Linked DNA regions of Homo sapiens: region 2 is linked to region 1. Evidence: read pairs that join two places in POLR2A ChIA-PET (ENCODE). Cell type or tissue: GM12878. All regions are shown on one strand. Each heading gives the region's core, and the rest is flanking DNA. Links, peaks and the distances in the headings are about the cores only.

Region 1 (5,410 bases), core at 1,009-3,508:
AAATATTACCAACAGGAGGGGCCGGGCGCGATGGCTCACACCTGTAATCCCAGCACTTTGGGAGGCCGAGGCGGGCGGATCACGAGGTCAGGAGATTGAGACCATCCTGGCTAACATGGTGAAACCCCATCTCTACTAAAAATACAAAAAAAAAAAAATTTGCCGGGAGTGGTGGCGGACACCTGTAGTCCCAGCTACTTGGGAGGCTGAGGCAGGAGAATGGCGTGAACCTGGGAGGCAGAGCTTGCAGCGAGCCGAGATTGCACCACTGCACTCCAGGCTGGGTGACAGAGCGAGACTATGTCTCAAAAAAAAAAAAAAAAAAAAAAAGAGAAGAAAAAAGAAAAAAAAAGAAATATTACCAACAGGATGATTATAAGAATGGATCAGGGAATCTGGCAGGATAAGGAGGAAATTGATAACTGGGGGTGATTAATGGAGAAAAAGTGGATTGGAGAGCTTGAGATGGAAGGGTTTCTGTAGTGGGAGCACTGGAACTGGTGACCTGGAAGATCAGGAAATGTTTGAATGCAGAAATGTGCCAAAAGACAGGAAACATTTTCCAAGATGATAAAAATCTCAGTAGTGAAAATCTCTTTGGGGTTTAATGTATTTTGAGGCTTTCACCACAATTAAAAAGTGACACTAATTCTGAAGTTACAGATCTTTGACTAGGGGAGGCAGTAGAAGACCCTCTGAACCTTCCTGGCTGGTCAGGACAAGCTTACTGGGTTTTGGGAAATAAAAACATCATTTTCTTCTCCTAGAAGGTCTAGGAAGAGACTTTGAAGAATCTCTTTATTACAGAATCCTAGCAGACATGACAGAGAGAGGCATGACTAATGCTTAGGCAAGTAAGTATATATTCATGGGGCAAATCATAGGGAGAATTATGCTTTTTAACTATTAAAGTTCATGTAATGGGACTTACGCCCAGTCTCCAACTCAAGTGCCATGTTTCTCCTCAATTATTACAAAAATCAAGAGTATCCTATGTGGATACTACAAGTTGCTAAGCTCTTTATTGTATGGATTCAAACAGAAGACTTTTTTCTGGCACTCAATTGCATTTAGTAAAAATGTAGTATAACATGGTTAGCCAACCATAGCCATTGCATGGTTCCATTATATATTACTAGAGTGTTTTTCTCAGATGAATGTGAGGCCTAAAACACTCACAGTGACATAATTTCACAAGAAATTCTGGGTTCTATAGAGAAGGTTGGCAGTGTGATGCTGAAATATGTAACAGGCCTGAAATACAACCTGAAGGAATACTTGAAGAAGTGTCTGGCTTTCTGCTACATATCTTAAGCAGGAAGACAGACATGTTCTTTTTTGTTATTATTATTTCCTTCAAAAGATCTGAGGATCTGTTACATGAGGTCATTCTTCTTCCCTGTGTACTTCCTTAGGCTGACTGGTCTTATAGCCACGATTATCTTCCCTGCAGAGAATGAATTTTCCAGAATGTTTTGGTTCATTTCCTTGAGAGCTTTTAAGCTTTAGAATTTTTTCACAGACTAGGTTAGCTGTAAAACTTTAGGAAAGTGACTCAGTCTTCTTAAATAAATAATGTAAGCCACTGAGTACTTTGTAATCAAGTCACATTTTGCAGAAATGAGCTGCATAGTATAAATGTCTTTTTAAAAGTACATTAAAAATTATGGGCATCTTGAAGGTTTGTGTTTACTGTATCTCTCATATGAGGAGATGCATTTTTAATGACAGATCCTACCTTTCCCTGGAAGTCTTTTTAATAGTCTCTATGGATACCCTATGTGGAAAGCAGAAACACTTAAGCATCTGTTGCTTTATTACTGTGATCATGTTCCTGAACATGTATCTGTTAAATACTTTCTTGTACATTACGTCAGCTGTCAAATGCAGTATCAAAATACAGCATTTAGTTGAGTGACATTTTAGTAGCCTGTGGCTATTTAGTACTTATTTGCTCTTTCTATGCCTATGTCTGTGTCCTACCCAGCACAGTTAAAATTGGTCATCAGTGGAAAGAATGACAGAAGAATAAGAATCCCAAGGTGGACAGGTGTGGTGGCTCATGCCTATAATCCCAGCACTTGGGAGGCCAAGGTGGGCGGATCACCTGAGGTCAGGAGTTCAATATGAGCCTGGCCAACATAGTGAAACTCCGTCTCTACGAAAAATACAAAAATTAGCCAAGCATGGTAGTGCGCGCCTGTAATCCCAGCTACTCGGGAGGCTGAGGCACAAGAATTGCTTGAGCCCAGAAGGCGGAGGTTGCAGTGAGCTGAGATCGTGCCACTGCACTCCAGCCTGGGTGACAGAGCGAGACTCTGTCTCAAAAAAAAAAAAAAAAAAAAATTCCCAAGGCAAGGAATCTGTTTGTTAATTGATTACTTTATTTGATTTACAATATTCACATTTCCAAGTATGTATTTGACCTCCCAAATTAAATTGTTAGCTATAGAAATTTTGTTCGTTCTCTTACAGTTTGTTTTTTGAGTTTCAGGACTATTGTTAAAGGTATACTGTGACAATGTGTATTAGATACCATGAAAAATATATCATTGAATATGCTGTATCACTCACACTGACAAAAAGCTGTTAAATAAATAACAGAGAAACATTATGGAACATAATATCTGTCAGGGGGACTGAATCAGTGAAGGAAAAGTAGCCAAAGTAACCCATGATGTGGAGGTGCACCATGCACACTATTAATGGCTCAGAGTCTCTCACTCTTATTCCCATGTTAGACAACTATTTCAAAGTTTCTTTGACTAAGAATAAAAAGTAAATCTCTTGCAAGCCATCCCCCCAGAAATGAAACTCAAGGTCTGTTAAAGGGCCAGTATATAGCTGCACAATTATCAAATTTCTGAGCTAAAGCTTGTCATTTCTTTTTTCCTTTAGTAACTTATTATGGCAAGTTTCCCTCTTTTTTTTTTTTTTTTTTTTTTTTTTGAGACAGAGTCTCACTCTGTTGCCCAGGCAGGAGTGCAGTGGTGCCATCTCGGCTCACTGCAAGCTCCGCCTCCCAGATTCATGCCATTCTCCTGCCTCAGCCTCCCGAGTAGCTGGGACTACAGGCGCCCGCCACCACGTCCGGCTAATTTTTTTGTATTTTTAGTAGAGACACGGTTTCACCATGTTAGCCAGGATGGTCTCGATCTCCTGACCTTGTGATCCGCCCGCCTCAGCCTCCCAAAGTGCTGGGATTACAGGCGTGAGCCACCGCGCCTGGCAAGTTTCCCTTCTTATGACGCCTAGTTATTTTTGGTACCCTCTCCATTTGAGAACATAGTAGGTCCTTGATTCCATGTCTTAACTTATCTGAGGGATTTTGTTTTCCATTGGAAATCATATTGGTGAAGAAAATATTCTCATTAGTAAAAATTTTTTCTCTAAGATTATAAATGAAAGCTCTTTAAATGTTCATTTTAAAACATCCTGAATATTCACATCTGTGTGATATACAGGATGAATATATACCCTGACTGTGTATTCACTCCTGTGTATATAAAACATCTGTGAAAGGTATATGTCACCTGAACCTAATATTTTGAAATATTTGACAAAAAGAACAACTGATCCATATTTTTTGAGGTAGCGTTTTTAAAGAAAAATTCTATTTAAAAATTCCAGAAGAGTATTGTATTTTTCATAAAATTTCAAATAATACTAATTGTTTCCCTTTCTTCACCAAAGGAAAGAAGTGTTAATGGTGGATTATATATAATAATACACACAGAGAAACACATATGCACAAGTGTACTTTTAAACAAAAATGTATTATGTTATATGCATTCTTCTGTAAATAGTTGCTTCTACTTTGCAATATGCCTTAGACATCAATCCATCTCAATATTCATTGTTTATAACTTCTTGATAGTACTCCTTAATATGCTTGTACTATAATTTCTTTAACCATTACCCTATTAATGGTCCTTTGGGTTGGTCTTAATATTTGATATTACAAATAGTGCTGCAGTAAACATCCCTACACTTACATTTTTGAGCATTTGTGTCAGTATTTCAAAAAACAATTTCTAGGCATGAAACTGCTGAGGCAAAGAATGTGCGCATTTAATTTGAGACATACTGATAAATATCCCTACAGAAATGTTGTTTCAGTTTCCGGAAGTCTGTTATTAATCATGAAACGAAATAAATTAGAAGTTTCTCAAATGATAGGAATTACAAGTCTGCTGAATGATTAGGGCATATATCACAGATGAAGTTTTATAACTCTTTTTGGTTTTGTATAAATTTAAAATTTATATTTTAAGTAGACACAAGTTGAATACAAGACATGGAAATTATTTTAGCTCTTTTTTTTTTTTTGCATTTTGTGGGAATGGGGGTTAGTGGCTCAGAGAGAGGAGAGGGCAAAAGAGTCACTATTTGGTCTTGGAAATGGAGAAATGTAGGTGAGTGAAAGCATCTTTATAAGAATATGCTTTCTGGAACAAGATGATGTTTAGTAAGGTTTTCATGATTTTCAAGTAAACCAGCTGTGACTGGGATTCAGTCCAAGAAGGTCTTTGTGCTGGGACAATACAGATCTTTAGGCTATGGAATAGGAGTAGAACAACAAAATTTCCTGTGCATATTTGGTTTATAAAAATAACCTCTTTGAAAGCACATTTTAAGTTTCAAGTATCCCGTGCTTCTGAACTATTTCTAGGCTATCCTGTTTCAGTCAAAGGGCTTGATTTTAATACAATACCTAAGCTTATCTTTTCACTCAAGAGCAAAAATTCTATATCTTTTCCAGAGTTATGCAGGCATTAGTCATATACTCTACTCTCCTTCCCCGCCAACACGAAAATCCTTCCTCTGTCTGTCCCATTTCCTCACTGATGTATGTAACAGGAGTGATGCAATTTCTTTGCAATGTTGGCAGTTATAATTAGGCTATCTCTTTTGGAAAGGCCTCAAGAATCCCATAGTGAAGGCTGCAAAGGCACCACATGCTTTTTTATTCACTGTGTGATTAGAAAAATTATTGAAAATTTGAGATTTGATTCTTAGACCTATGAAGAAGCTCTTGTGAAACTGGCCTGAGAAAGGGAGCCAGTTAATTTCTTTATAAGACAAATTTCTCCATGCTTTCAGATTCCAGCATATTTTATTATTTTAGCAGGCACCCAGTTATTAATTACTGTAGTAATTCAGTTAAATATAAGATTGTTGAGTGCTCCTTAGGACCTTCTCCAGGAGTCTACTTAATTCCTGAGGACCCTTTCTTATACTAATACTGGGCTTGGCAGTATCTGGTGCACTATTCCCTCACCTAGGAAATGTCAGTAGACACAGCTGTGAAAGGCTATTTAACTGTTTGTTCAAAGATACGTTAATACTTGCTTATAATTTGAAGTATTCTTTTGAAAACTAGTTAGGCCTACGGTTCTATCTGTCAGTC
Region 2 (5,410 bases), core at 955-3,454, 220 kb after region 1:
AGACAGTTTCACCATGTTGCCCAGGCTGGTCTCAAACTCCTGGCCTCAAGTGATCCTCCTGCCTCAGCCTCCCAAAATGCTGGGATTACAGGCATGAGCCACCGTGCCTGGCTGTTGTTCGTTTTCTATGGCAGATAAAACAAAGGGTACATTTATTTTGCTTTCTTTTTATTTTGGTTAACCATGGTTTATTTGTAGAATTTCAGAAAGGCTGATTAATATAAAAGTGGTCAAAATATATAACCACAGAAGCTAACTAAGAAATCAGTTTTTCATAGGACCAGTCAGAGTTCTTAATTGCAAGCAACTAAACATCTCTGGATATCTGAAGCTGAAAAACAATGTATTTAAAGGATATTGAGTAGTTCATAGAAAGGAGATCCAGGCTGGAGAACCAAAGTTAGGACAAGATAACTAGGAAAAACATCCAAAGTCATGTCTGTGGATTGTTCAGGGGAAGATGACGACACTATTGCCCAAACTCAGGATTCTACACTGCAGCTTGTGCCGTGGACACTGGAGATGCCACTAGACCTGCTGCTTCCAGGGCCTGATTGCTCCTTCCGTCTCAGCATTCTTCATGGCCCAGACTTACTAGCTCCAGATTCAAAGGTTCAAGTGCATATGTGTGATTGGTTGATAGAACCTAAGGTAATTGTTCCTCCCAAGCTACAAGGAGTATATTTGTCACTTTCACTGTCATGGACTCAAAAGGTGAGGAATTCTCTAAACACTGATGGGGTTAAGATACAGGGTGGCCATAGAGTAACAAATGTCCCAGTCTTGAAAGACTTGAAATCGGTCACTATGATGAGAATAGTGGTTCTCAAGCTGTTTGGTTCTCAAACTTCTACACTCAAATATTACTCAGGACCTCAAAGAGTTTTGGTTGATGCAGGTTATATCTACGTAGATAAGTAATGGTAAATATGGTAATCTAGTAAGTATAGTCCATAGGACATGGTTAGTATGCTCAATACTTACCATATTAGAAATTAAAGGAGAGGCAGGCAACATGCTAGATGAAAGATTCACTTTGTGATTAAAATCAGATGATATACATAATATTGAAACACAATTTTCTGGATCTCTTTCTGGATTCCTATTACATATACTTTTATCTGACTTGGAAATTTTGATTGGAGGTTGATATTGGATTGAACCTGCATCAAATTACTGGTACAATGGTGTTTTTAATAGACTGCAAAAATAATAGAAGGGCTATATTTTGATTATTTTATTAGTTCTACATTCTCTAAATTTGAATATTTAAAGCAATGGCAGACTCATTCATTTTTCTAAACAAAGCCTTTTATTTTAGAGCAGTTTTAGATTCATACCCAACCAATTTCCCTTTTTATTATAGGATCTTACATTAGCAAGGGTGCATTTGTCACAACTGATAAACCAATATTAATACATTATTATTAAATAAAGATTTCCTTAGTTTTTGCCTAGCATCATTTTTCTATTCCAGGTTCCCACCCAGCATACCACACTACACTTAGTCGTCACATCTCCTCAGGTCTCTCTTGGCTGTAATTATTTCTCAGACTTCCCTTGTTTTGGATGGCCTTGACAGTTTTGAGGAGTATAGGTCAGGTATTTTATAGAATGTTCCTCAACTGGGATTTGCCTAATGATTTTCTGATGGTTGCACTGGGATTGTGGGTTTTTGGGAGGAAGACTACACAGGCAAAGTATCATACTTATCATGTTATATTAAGGATACATAACATCATGACTTATGACTTATGACTACTGACCTTAACCTTGATCATCTGGCTTGAGGTAGGTTTCGTCAGGTTTCTCCACCCTAAAGGTGCTTTCTCCCCATCTCTTCCTATATTTCAGTCTTTGGAAGAAAGTCACTATGGGCAGCCCACACTTAAGGAGTGGGGAGTTATGCTCCACCGACTTGAGGGTGGAGTATCTGCATAAATTGCTCATATTTCTTCTGTATGGAAGATTTGTCTATTCTTTCAACCATTTATTTATGTCAGTATGAATTCATAGACATTTATTTTATACTTTGGGTTATAGTCTACTACTGCTTTATTTCTTGTGTTGCTCAAATTGTCCTAGCTTTGGCCATTGTGAGCTCTTGTAGTTGGCTCCTGGTTCCCTTCTCTTTGAATGCCCCCATAATTGCATGGTGGTGTTCGCTTGCACTTCCTTCTTTCTGGACTACAAGATACTTCAGGCCCATCTGTATATTTCCATCCTCAGTCACAGAAGCAGCCATTTCTCCAAGGAGCTTTGATTCCTTTTCTTGGAGAATGATATTAGAGACTAAGACCTCAGTGCTAAGCATGCTGTTGTTTCTGAGGTGTCATTACTTTTTAGGCACCCTCAGCTAACAGAGCAAGGAGCTATACATGTGTATGTCAACCCATGTATATACACATAACCTATAAATATTTCTATATGTAAACATCTGTATCTATATTAAGCTAAACAGGAGTTTCGACCAGATGTCTCTAACTCTGAGCCCTCTCCCTTTGCATTTTTTATATACTTGAAAAGTTATTTTAACAATAAAGCAATTTTGGAATGGTAGATATGAGAAGAAACAAAAGGCTGAAAAGAACAAGGACTCCAGGAACTAGATGAATAAAACACCCAAGAAGGTGTGCTCTTTTGTTAGTAGCTAGTTATTAAATATCCACACAGTAAAAGTCTGTGTAGGCTGAGTGTGGTGGCTCACGCCTGTAATCCTGACACTTTGGGAGGCTGGGGGAAGGGGGGTTGCCTGAGCTCAGGAGTTTGAGATCAGCCTGGGCAAATGGCGAAACCCTGTCACTACTAAAAAAAAAAAAAAAAAACAAAAACTGGGTGTGGAATGCACGCCTGTAGTCCCAGCTACTCAGGAGGCTGAGGCACGAGAATCACTTGAGCCTGGGGGGCAGGGGTTGCAGTGAGCTGAGATTGTGCCACTGCACTCCAGCCTCGTTGACAGAGTGAGAACCTGTCTCAAAAAAAAAAAAAAAAAGTCTGTGTAGTAGAGGATGGACTTGAATGACTGCGAGCAAGTATATAACTTCCACGTCCCTTAGTTTTCTGGTTTTTGTTTTTTTTTTTTGAGATAGAGTCTCACTCTGTTGCCCAGGCTGGAGTGCAGTGGTGTGATCTCGGCTCACTGCAAGCTCTGCCTCCCCGGTTCACGCCATTCTCCTGGCTCAGCCTCCCGAGTAGCTGGGACTACAGAAGCCACCACCACGCCCAGCTAATTTTTTTTTTTTTTTGTAATTTTAGTAGAGATGGGGTTTCACCATGTTAGCCAGAATGGTCTCAATCTCCTGACCTCATGATCTACCTGCCTTGGCCTCCCAAAGTGCTGGGATTACAGGTGTGAGCCACCGTGCCTGGCTAGTTTTCTTATCTTTAAAGGAGGAAAATATAGCACTGTAACTCATAGGAGGATGTGAGCATTAGATGAATTAACATAAGCAACACATTTAGAACAGTGCCAGTTTCATTATTTATGAACTGTTGTTGCCATGTACACTATGAGGCAAGTATATTATCTCCATTTTACAGATGAAAAATAGAGGCACAGAGATTTTCTAACCTGGTCAAGATCTCACAGCTGGTAAATTACAGAACCATTCTCTCATAATCTGTGACCTTTTAAAGGTTTCTGAACAGCTCTGAACTTACTGATTCTTCGGTAAAAGTGAAGCCATGAAATGCTGCTCTATAAATCTAAAGGAAAGGCCAACTACTAAAAAGATTCAAGAATCTTTGAATATTCTCAATGTCAGGAATGCTGTGATAATCAGGAATAGTACCATTTCCCACATTACTAATGCTTTTATGCCACAAAATGGCTCAACTTTCAGAGTAGATTGGCCTTCTCAATGTTCATGCTATCACCTTACACCAGTTGACACAAAGATCACTCCTAATGAGGGAGTTGCTGGGGATTAAAAGTTGGCTCTGCCTTATCTATATCTGCTACTGCCTGCTGTAAGAAGACTCACTACGTGAAGGGTTTCTGGAAGGGTACCTGCCATGTACCCTGGAGAATGTGATAGCAGGTTGTCATTCATGGTATATGCAGTTGGCAGAGGAAGTTTCTTAGCAAAGTGAAAAAGGAAGAGATTTATTAGGGAGAGCTAGTAGGCGTTATCTACTCAAATCAAATAGACAGCACCCTATATTTATACCCTGTATTTATTTCTTTGCACCACTTGATATCTACTTCCTTTAAACACTAGTGACTAATTTCTTTATCTCACACGGCCCCCTGGACTCCACCATTTGTTGACCCTTAGAGCTTCATTCCGAACTTGGGTGTCTCCACCAGATAGATACTGAAAGGAAAAGCAGTCACCTCCCTCTCCCCTTTCCTTTCCAATGACATTTTTCTCCCAATGATCCCTACTAGCATCAACCATAAGATGTGAGGAAAATCGAAAGTATCTTATAAAGCCATTTGACAAATATTTATATAGAACCCACAATGTCTTGAGCATCTTGCTAGTCACAGGGCGCAGTAGTGCACATGGGGAGCTGGCAAAGCACTGGTAAATAATAATAGCTTGTAGGAACAGAACCAAGGGTTTATTCTTGTTAGGCACTGTTCTTAGTATGCATTATCCCATTTCAATCTCATGGAGGTAGCTATTATTATTATCCCCATTTCACAGATGAGAAAACTGAGGATCGCCCAAAATCACACAACAAGGAATGGGCAGAACTGGGACTTGAAGGCAGGGCTGCCTGATGTCACACACTTAACCACACATATATCTTCTCTTTCTCTCTCACAGCTTCTCACGAGGTAGAACTTTAGAGCCTGGTGTGTTTGTGGCTGGAGCATAGCAGCTCTTCTACAACTTTACTGTAGTTTCTACTGAATATTTTGGTTTGCAAATATAAAGGATTCTCTGAAGCACAACCTTAAATAACGTGTGGTAGACACCTGGGAGAGGAAAACTGCAGACAGAAAAATGTGGCCGGATGCTCTGTGGGCGGGCGGCAGCGATGTTCGGCCAGGTGGCTCCAAGGAGAGGAAGCAGTGATGCATTGAGGTAAGAGAGCTGACAGATGAAACCACATGGACCCTAAGACAGAGTGGAAGGAGGGTGCCTTAAATATTGTAGGGTGTGCTCTTATCAGGTTATGAGAATGCAGTTGGGATACAGGTTTGCTTTCTCTTGCCTGTATCATCGGAGTGATGATTCAGATAAATTTAAAAATTACTTTATTCTGAAGTATGTCTGATGTGAAGAGGCTTAAATAATATCTTAGGATTAAGAGTCAGGAGACCTAAATTATTGTTCAGATATGTACCACCGAATTTAGGTGTGTGATCTTTTGCAAGTCCCTCAACTTCTCTCACTGTAGGTTTCTTCCCTTCTAAAACAAGGGAGTTGGGTTACTGAACTGCAAGAATTTTTCTAGC

Evidence for each region. Peaks named below come from ENCODE experiments on the same cell type or tissue, not always from the same donor. Only the 100,000 strongest peaks of a DNase experiment are listed, where the experiment ranks them.
Region 2: POLR2A ChIA-PET joins it to region 1 with 8 read pairs; 3 of 35 experiments call an interaction of 5 or more read pairs at or near these places.

The regions. Positions count from the first base shown.
Region 1 is chr2:196,399,740-196,405,149 of GRCh38, reverse strand. All of the region lies in intron 2 of HECW2 (HECT, C2 and WW domain containing E3 ubiquitin protein ligase 2), which reads left to right. Among named protein-coding and RNA genes, the nearest start is that of HECW2-AS1, 140 kb to the right of the region's middle. RefSeq lists a silencer at 1-166 and an enhancer at 4,651-4,945. In GM12878, for the core only: no CTCF peak of the experiment used is centred there; no DNase peak of the experiment used is centred there; H3K4me3 peaks cover 1,128 bases; H3K27ac peaks cover 883 bases.
Region 2 is chr2:196,175,852-196,181,261 of GRCh38, reverse strand. It overlaps a transcript of STK17B not described here. Among named protein-coding and RNA genes, the nearest start is that of STK17B, 7.0 kb to the right of the region's middle. RefSeq lists an enhancer at 4,702-4,961. In GM12878, for the core only: no CTCF peak of the experiment used is centred there; no DNase peak of the experiment used is centred there; H3K27ac peaks cover 979 bases.